2 separate regions of the Homo sapiens genome follow, and region 2 is linked to region 1. A link is a contact called in ENCODE Hi-C or POLR2A ChIA-PET data. All regions are on one chromosome and are shown on one strand. The core of a region is the stretch at or near the end of the contact, and the rest is flanking DNA. Distances in the headings are between cores, read along the strand shown.

The links. A loop is a pair of places that touch in the nucleus more often than their neighbours do. ChIA-PET counts read pairs that join two places held with the same protein, here RNA polymerase II (POLR2A). Pooled maps may share reads with other maps.
Region 2: POLR2A ChIA-PET joins it to region 1 with 11 read pairs in activated CD4-positive, alpha-beta T cell. The contact joins two enhancer-like sites. A Hi-C loop is called at or near these places in 2 of 50 pooled maps. POLR2A ChIA-PET finds 5 or more read pairs at or near these places in 4 of 52 experiments (H1, T-cell, activated CD4-positive, alpha-beta T cell and 1 more).

Annotation. Positions count from the first base shown.
Region 1 is chr10:12,240,285-12,244,882 of GRCh38, reverse strand. The region is part of intron 10 of CDC123 (cell division cycle 123); the gene reads right to left. Among named protein-coding and RNA genes, the nearest start is that of CDC123, 46 kb to the right of the region's middle. Within about 2 kb of position 1,687, at least 9 of the 41 ENCODE cell types and tissues checked have a DNase peak (open chromatin) inside an H3K27ac peak, as active enhancers do.
Region 2 is chr10:12,593,186-12,597,840 of GRCh38, reverse strand. The region is part of intron 2 of CAMK1D (calcium/calmodulin dependent protein kinase ID); the gene reads right to left. Among named protein-coding and RNA genes, the nearest start is that of MIR4480, 17 kb to the right of the region's middle. Within about 2 kb of position 3,325, at least 4 of the 41 ENCODE cell types and tissues checked have a DNase peak (open chromatin) inside an H3K27ac peak, as active enhancers do.

The DNA of each region.
Region 1 (4,598 bases), core at 438-2,937:
CATGCGCCAGTATGCTTGGCTAATTTTTGCATTTTTACTAGAGACAGGGTCTTACCATGTTGGCCAGGCTGGTCTCGAACTCCTAACCTCAAATGTCCTCCCACCTTGGCCTCCCCATGAGCCACCGTGCCCAGCCTGAAGATGCTGTTTTCTTTCTATGTGAATGTGGTAAGTGTTCCGTCTGTACAATAGAGCTTGACAGCATATGAAGGGGACGTAAAAAAAAAAAAAAAAGAAAAAAGAAAAAAAAAAAACCACCCCAACCTCTGAAAGAAATGTCTACCTTGTCCTGTTCTGAAACCACAGGTGGGCAATTTGGTGACTCTCCTCAGGGAAAGGTCACCTTTGAGCTGGGGGCACTGTGCTGAGGTAGGGCTGGGGCCTCTGAGCAGAAAACAGCCAGTGCTGACACGCACAGAGCGGGGGCACAGGGGCTGCGCCGCCAGGAATGACGGCCACGGCATCCGATCACGAACACCTATTGACACGAAGTGGATGGATGTTTCCTCGAAAGGTTTATCTTTGCTCCTTTTCACTTTTCTCACTGAAACATTCATATATTTGTGCCATCTGGTTAATAATGAATTTGTTTTTTTCTATAAATGTGTTGCCGCCATGTCCTGAGCGGGTGTGTGTCTGTGAAATTCCAAGCAACAAGACCGCTGAGCCAGCATGCCTAATATCTGGCACTGTTTCTCAGCTGAGCGAGAGCAAACTGTTAAGAAAGATGCAACATCTAATTAGGACTTGCTTCAAATACCAGAACCTCCAGTTAAGTGGCACAGGCCTGTCGCAGGATGTTTTCGCAGGATGTTTTCAGCACAACCCATTTAGGTAAGTTCCTCATTTTATACAAGCCCCAGGAGAGGCCCTGCAAATTTCTCACCGCTTGAGTTGTTTCCTCACCTCCATTTGGCACCCACTTCTTCATTCCTGGAACTATGTGAAACAGTATCAGCCGTCAAACAACTTCTTGGTAATGATGTCAACTTTATTTTGGAGAATACTGCTAAGATGTCTTCAATATATGTCATGATACAAAATGGACATTTTCTAACCTCCAAATCTTTTCTACTTGACTTTCTTTTTTTTTTTTTTTGAGATGGAGTCTCGCTCTGTCACTCAGGCTGGAGTGCAGTGGTGCGATCTCTGCTCACTACAACCTCCGCCTCCCGAGTTCAAGTGATTCTCCTGCCTCAGCCTCCCAAGTAGCTGGGACTACAGGCGTCCGCCATCACGCCCAGCTAATTTTTTGTATTTTTAGTAGAGACAGGGTTTCACTGTGTCAGGATGGTCTCGATCTCCTGACCTCGTGATCTGCCTGCCTCAGCCTCCCAAAGTGTTGGGATTACAGGCGTGACCCTCTGTGCCCAGCCTCTACTTGGCTTTTTATAGTCAGTAAAACTAACTCATTTTTTTTTAAACAATCACACTTTTAATATAGGAATATGCCACAATGCAAAAAACCAAACCACATTTTTTCCTTTTTTTTTTTTCACTCTTGTTGCCCAGGCAGGAGTGCAATGGTGAGATCTCGGCTCACTGCAACTTCCCCTTCCTGGGTTCATGCAATTCTCCTGCCTCCACCTCCTAAGTAGCTGGGACTACAGGTATGCACCACCACGCCTGGCTAATTTTCTATTTTTGGTAGAGATGGGGTGTCACCATGTTGGTCAGGCTGGTCTCCAATTCTTAAACTCAGGTGATCTGCCCGCCTAGGCCTCCCAAAGTGCTGAGATTACAGGCGTGAGCCACTGTACCCAGCCCAAAACACATTTTTAAATGAAAACAAACCACCACTGTTAATTGGTAGTGTACTCTGTAGCTCAGAAGCTATCCTCTAGTACAAAAAAAAAGAGTTTAAGTAAATTAAAAAAAACCCAGCTGTAACTTCTATAAACTAGGAGGATCAGGATCAGGATTTTATAACTTTTTTTTTTTGAGACAGAGTCTCGCCCTGTTGCCCAGGCTGGAGTACAGTCGCGCGATCTCAGCTCATTGCAACCTCCTCCTCCTGGGCTCAAGTGGTTCTCCTGCCTCAGCCTCCCAAGTAGCTGGGATTACAGGCGCCTGCCACTGTGCCTGACTAACTTTTGTATTTTTAGTAGAGACGGGGTTTCACCATGTTGGCCAGGCTGGTCTTGAGCTCCTGATCTCAGGTGACCTGCCTGCCTCAGCCTCCTAAAGTGCTGAGATTACAGGTGTGAGCCACCACGCCCGGCCATAACATGTTTTCATGTGACATCTCAAGCACAAACAGCCTGAGAAGTTAATTCTGCTTTGAGGCAATCCAATAAGCAAAGAGCAGTCGGACTAACTGTCCTTGTACCAGCTGACTGTCTCCCTGCCCCGATCAAGCTCTAGGGACCAGACACTGTGTTAGGCACTGGGCATGAAGATCGTAACACAAAATCGACTCCTTCCAAGAGCTCAGGCTTGAGCAGAACACACATCTCCACTTCCCCAAAACAGAACCAAAAGCCATCCAACAATGGCAATGTGCAGGGTATTTTGCTTCAAGAGAGGCAAGAACAGGGAACTGTGAGAGCGGAGAGGCACACAGGAGAGCCTGCCTACATGTGCGAGGGAAGGCTGGAAATGCTTCCCAAAGGACCTGGGCACCTGAGGGATAACAGAGATGCCCTGGGAGGAGGGTGGTGTTGGCAGGAAAAGCGGACCACTTAACAAGAACGACGGCTCTCACGTACAGAGGCCACGCCACGACCGCCTGTTGCGGGAATAGGTTATTTTGGCTGGAGTGTGAGATATGTGAGGGCTCCTGAAATACAGCCAGCTATGTAACTCTCAAGGCTTGCTGTTCCAAACAGGATGAAACACATGCTACGACAAGCCGTTTAAAAGTGTAATTGAGATTATGAGAAAGACCGGGAAATCCCCCGGGGCCAGAAACAAGAACCCGAAGAACAGAACTAAGCCTATCAACTCTAGTGCTGTGGGAACCCGTGGGAGGGTCTCCTAGCAGCCTGGCCACAGGAAGGGAATCAGAACTCAGACACAAACTCCAGAAGGCGACAGTCTCAGGAAAGGGAGTGTGAGGAGACAGTTCTAATGACAGGGCAGGACACAATGACTGTTCTTCTCTGAATGAGTTTTGAGGAACATGGTAGAAGCAAATGAAAAACCCAAAATTTTGGATCTTTGGGATTCTCACAAACAAAAGAACAAACAAAAAGAACAAGCTCACTGAAGATGAACTCAAAGTAAATAAATAAACTGATTTACAAAACAAAAAAGAAACAACCAACCCGGATGAGAGTCTGTAAACGCAACAGGCATTAAAGCCCCAAGAACTCTGGAAATCATCATCAATCTGAAGGACAGTATAAAATAAATATATTGATGCTAGACAAAAAGACTAAGGGGGATCCATATCGCATACCAAACACGCAAAGGAACAAAAGCCAAACATCCAATATTGAAATGGAGAACAAGAAGTTACAAAAGAACTGGACAAAAACCATGGGGAAGTATTTTTTAAAATGATGGCTGAAATTCAAAAGCCAGAAAAGAAACAAATAATCTATGTGATCTCGTTCACAGGAAAAGACTAATGACAAAGGCCTAATCTCTGTAATACATAAACAGTGCCTCTATTTTGAGGAAAATGAGACAATAGAAAAAAGTGAAAAAGACATGAAGCAATGGTTCACAGAAACGACCCTTAAATATATGAAAAGATAAACTTCATCCTCACTTACTAAGAAAAATAGAAGTAGAAATTATACTGAAACATCATTTCTCTACGAAACCCCAAAAACCCTGAAGAGTGTAACCCTATATTGTAAAGGCAAGCTCTGAGGAAGCCTGCAGGTACTGTGATGCATTCCTGGGGGGATCTGGTCAGGTGTAACCTCTACCGAGGGTAAACTGCAACATTAAAATACATTTCACTTTTGAGCCAGCAATCCCGCTTCTAGGAATTCACCCTGTAGATTCACCTGCAGCGTGTGAAATGACACACGTACGGGATTATTCACCATGGCAGACTGCAGAAGACCAGACACAACCTGGTGTTCACTGCTAGGCATGACATGTATGATCATGGCTCACTGCAGCCTCAACCTCCCAGTCTCAAGCGATCCTCCCAACTCAGCTCCCGGGAGTAGCTGGGGCTACAGGCACAAACCACCACACCTGGCTAATTTTTATGTAGAGACGAGGTCTCATTATGTTAAGCCCAGGCTGATCTCAAACTCCTGGGCTCAAGCCATCCTCCCACCTCAGCCTCCCAAAATGCTGAAAATACAGGCGTGAGCCACAACAATGGCCTAAAGCCCCTCTTTCTAGTAACTCTTAACAGACACCATCATCTTTGAAGACAAAGAGGTGAAAATATAGTGATGTCTTTTGACGTAAGAGTTAAATGAACAGTTAACAGTTATTCTGGGACATGATCATATGGGCCATATCTTTTTGTCCAAAGATGATTCGAAGATGTCCAAAGGTGATTCAGATTCAAATGACTGTCTCACTTACAATGAGGCTGATCTAAGCACGGAGAGAGAATGAGAAATATTCTGCTTGTGTGTAGGTGACACGGGAAAACGCATCTGCTAGCTTCTTCACAATGTCAAAGA
Region 2 (4,655 bases), core at 2,076-4,575, 350 kb before region 1:
TCCAGTGAGAGCATAAATAAAGGAAGCAGCTCACATCAGCAAATACAGGGCTCCTTCATCTTTGGATAGAGGGAACAGCTGATGGTAGGAAGTGAAGACAGCCCTATGGGTGGCCCAGGAGACCAGTACAGAAGAACTGGCCAAGGATCTGAATAAAGCAAGGATTTAAAGTCAGGAAGGCTACAATCCACAGGAAGGAACCGGCTCCCCACAACGCCCTCAATGAGGGAACAACTGGGCCATGGAAGTGCCCCTCTATGAAAAGTCACGTGCCTCTGCATAGGGTCTAATCCCAACCATTCCTTTGCCTGGTAGGGGCCCCAGAGCCCCTACCATGAGGGACCTGCTAGGAAGAAAGATCCTTTAGCCTCCAGATGGTCAGCGTGTCTGTGGGAGTCAGCGAGGAAACGGTCAGCCCAGAAGGCCAATGACCGTGGGCAGGCAGAACTGAACCACAAGGCAGTGCTTCAAGAAGGTCCTGGCCTCAGTTACTGGAAGTTCAATGTCAAGTTTCCTAAGCACAAACATTATAGCTGAGTTCAGTTCCCAAGGGGGTGATGGATGCTTCCCCAATCATGGAGGGCAACCTTGCATTCAGGACAAGGAGCAGCCACCATACAGACCACGTGCAGTTTTCAAAAGCATTTTTCTTCTTTCCAAATAGATACTGCACCTCCAACTGCTTAAACCTAGGGAGGCAAGAAGTGCTAAGCTTCCCCACAAGGTTACAAGCTCCTGCACGGCAGGAGCTGTGTATTTTTTATTTTCCATCCCCACTGATGGGTGCTTTGAAGGGGCTCAATAAACGTTGGATGAATTAGACCCTGAGCTCCAGAGATAATAGCCTCATCTTAGCATTTACCTTGAGTATCCTGTTTCACTAGAGTGTTCAAAGCAAAGACAGGAACTTTGCTTTCAATCTCTAAACCAGTGGGAATGTTAATAAAGACACCTAAAAAAACCACAAGAAAAATGCAGAAAAGAGAAAAAAAATTACCAGGTCTAAAAAAAAAATGTGGGTGGGAAAGGGGGACTGGAGGCCAGGAGGAGTAGACACTAGTGATCAGAAGCAGAGTGAACACAGTGTCTCCAGAGGAACCTACCAGTTTAAATTCTAGACCCCACCATGGGATTTCGGCATCCAAATCTTTGAGGGTAGGGACCCAGAAACCATGATTTCAGACAAGCTCCTCTACTGCTCCCTAAGTTTCAATACCTCTCATCTACAGGTTTCAGATGGACTCTACCTAGAAATCGGTACCTAGGAGTAGCTCAAACTAAGAGATTTGGAGTGTTAAAAATATTTAACTGGGAGGCCACTAGGCTGAGATGGCTCCAGCACCTTGGGTTCCTAGGTAAGCCAAATGAAGCCCAATGTAAACTGTAAAGTGAAATGTAAGCCTAACCAATCAGAAACTGCCAACTAACCTCTAACTGGGGACCTCCCACCAGATCACACCCAAATAAGGCAAACCGCTAGCTGGAGCCAATCAAATAAATGCTTTACTTTGCTTCCAAGTTCAGCCTATAGAAGCCCACTGCTCATGCTGCCAAAGCCTAGATCTCTGAACCTCTTCTGTTTGTGAGGGCTGCCCAACTCATGAATCCTTTAATGCTCAAAGAAATTCTACTACATTTATTTTGTCGACAGTTTCTCTTTTAAAGGGGGATAAACTCAACCCCTCCTCCAAATGCCCACACTCTCCTCACTTCCTGCTTTCCCTTCTTGGGTCTTCCTGGGCTATGTCCCTTTTTAGGACTGAAGAGCTCTCTCATCTCCACCCCTTTTAGGGTGTCTTACTGCTTGCCAGAAGACAAAACCCTAACAACTCCTTTCCCAGACTCCCCTGCAGCTGGGTTCCATGTGTGGCCTGACTCTCCCCCAAGCAGAGACTTAGCCCTGGAAAGGAGGGAAGGCAGAAGCTGCTACTCATAGTAGGAAGCGATGAGATGCATTCAGAGTTGGCTACACAGCTTTCACAGCCCAGTGCAATACAAAAATGCCAGGCACCTTGTTCAAAAATCAGGAGGAAATACTTTCCCCTTTCTTCTGTGGTCTCTTTATTGACCTGTCATGGTATTTTTAAAATTTGCTATCTAATGTCACGCTTCCTCAGGTGGCAGTGGTCTCTGGGTGGGACCAGAAAGTGGGCAGCTGAACACTCACCCTGGAAACATGGTCAAGGGGTAGGGGACAGAACGGGCTATGGACAGAAGACGCATGGCCCAGAGCACGCACGTTGGACTTGACTTACAAAACGCAAATGCAAAGATACAATCAAGACATTCAAGATGGGCCTGGATCAATCACCCCACCTCAGATGCAAAGGTCCCAGGGACCAGGCCCAAGTTCATGAGCCTAGAATCGGGGGAAGGTGTATTCCACAAGCCAGCAGCATTTTAGTGACTGCCCACATTCTGATAATTCCTCAAGTTCCTAGCTTTAGCAAAAGAAGAATCTCTCCTAAAACCATCCTTTTTTTTTTTTTTTTTTTTTTCAGATGGAGTTTCACTCTTGTTGCCCAGGCCAGAGTGCAATGGTGTGATCTCGGCTCATTGCAACCTCCACCTCCCAGGTGCAAGCGATTCTCCTGCCTCAGCCTCCAGAGTAGCTGGGATTGAAGGCACATGCCACCATGCCTGGCTAATTTTTGTATTTTTAGTAGAGACGGAGTTTCACCATGTTGGCCAGGATGGTATTGAACTCCTGACCTCAGATGATCTGCCCTCTTCAGCCTCCCATAGTGTTGGGATTACAGGCATGAGGCACCACACCTGGTCTCCCCCAGATCACCTTGAAGATCATGCCTGGAACCTCAGCATGGAGTGAGTCTCCTTCCCCGCCTTTCATTGTCAGTGTCAGCACTTGAAATTCTCATCACCCTGTGCTTAAACCAGCTGGAATCATTTCTGCTTTCCGCAAGTGGATCCTGACCTATATAGTCAATTCCTTCCTGCAGCCTGGGCCTGGCTGCAATATGGCTGCCCCACCTACGTCAACCACTTCCTGGGACTTGAACACCGCATGAGGCCGAGCAGATGAGAACCACACGTTCAACCTCCTGGAAACAGTTTCCTGATTTTGTTTTTGTTTATTACCAGAAAAGGAAGTGTCTGAAAACTATGTATTTTCCAGCAGACAAACTGCCTGTAACCTAAACTAGCCTTTAACTTTCCAACCATGGGAAATGTTTCTATATCTGACAGAAACGCTTGAGTTCACTGACTCCCTGAAAGTTTACAGCAGGAAATGAGAAGGGACAGAAACGTAGAGCCCATTGTCATTGGCCCACTTGGTGGGTGGTTCCACATTCTGTCTGACTCTTGGCTGTGGTGGAGGCCGAGTGCTGACAGCCTCAACTGTAAGGCATTCAAAAAGCAAGAAAAATACAAGTGAAATTAACCCATCCCAAAATGTCACTTTGAAATTAGCTGCCTATAAAAACAAGGATCACACCTATAGGCTTAAACGTGGTTGAACAAAACAAACTTGTTTTGTATAAAAGAAATTACCACATCTTGAGATGCTTGGGGTAGGGTTGCTAGGTGGTGCCTGTTATTTTTTCTTGCCCCAAATCACAGCAATGAGAATTTGACATGTCCACTGTTCCTCCCTGTAATGTGGATGTTATCATGCTCTTAAGCTGAGCTCACCTCTTATAATGACAGAACTTCACTCCCATGATTGTGTTATTAGAGTGCAATGGCACGATCTCGGCTCACTGCAACCTCAGCCTCCAAGGCTCAAGTGATTCTCCTGCCTCAGCCTCCCAAGTAGCTGGGATTACAGGCATGTGCCACCACGCCAGGCTAATTTTTTGTATTTAGTAGAGATGGGGTTTCACCACGTTGGTCAGGCTGGTCTCGAACTCCTGACCTCAAGTGATCCACCCACCTCGGCCTCCCAAAGTGCTGAGATTACAGGCGTGAGCCACCGCGCCTGGCCATGTTTTAATGAGAGAAGAAGGCAACGCAACTTCCAATCCAGCACAAAAACTGCCTGACCAAGGGCAGACATTACAAGTTGAGTGGCCCAAGCTTGGGAGGACAGGTAAGTCCAGAAGGAGCTAGATTTAGGAGAGAGGGGAGGAAGGATAAAGGCCACAGGCCACGGGGGATGGTATTTTGTTTATTCACAATTTATTAATTAAAAAAAAATTCCAATAGCTTTTGGGGTACAAGTGGTTTTTGGTTAAAGGGATGAAGTTTATAGTGGTGAATTCTGATTTTTGTTTGTTTGTTTGTTTTTTGAGACGGAGTTTCGCTCTTGTTGCCCAGGCTGGAGTGCAATGGCACAATCTTGGCTCATCGCAACCTCCGCCTCCCGGGTTCAAGTGATTCTCCTGCCTCAGCCTCCAGAGTAGCTGGGATTACAGGTGCCCACCACCATGCCTGGCTAATTTTTGTATTTTCGGTAAAGACAGGGTTTCACCATGTTGACCAGGCTGGTGTTGAACTCCTGACCTCAAGTGATCCACCCGCCTTGGCCTCCCGAAGTGCTGGGATTACAGGCATGAGTCAGCGCAGACAGCCTTGGGTCTTACCTTTAAGAAGCTTCAGTCCAGAGGGAGATTGATCATCATGTAATCATACTGTGCAGAAAAAGTAAAGAGTGCCCTAAAACGGGTTCGTTAAACTACAACTGGCCCACCACC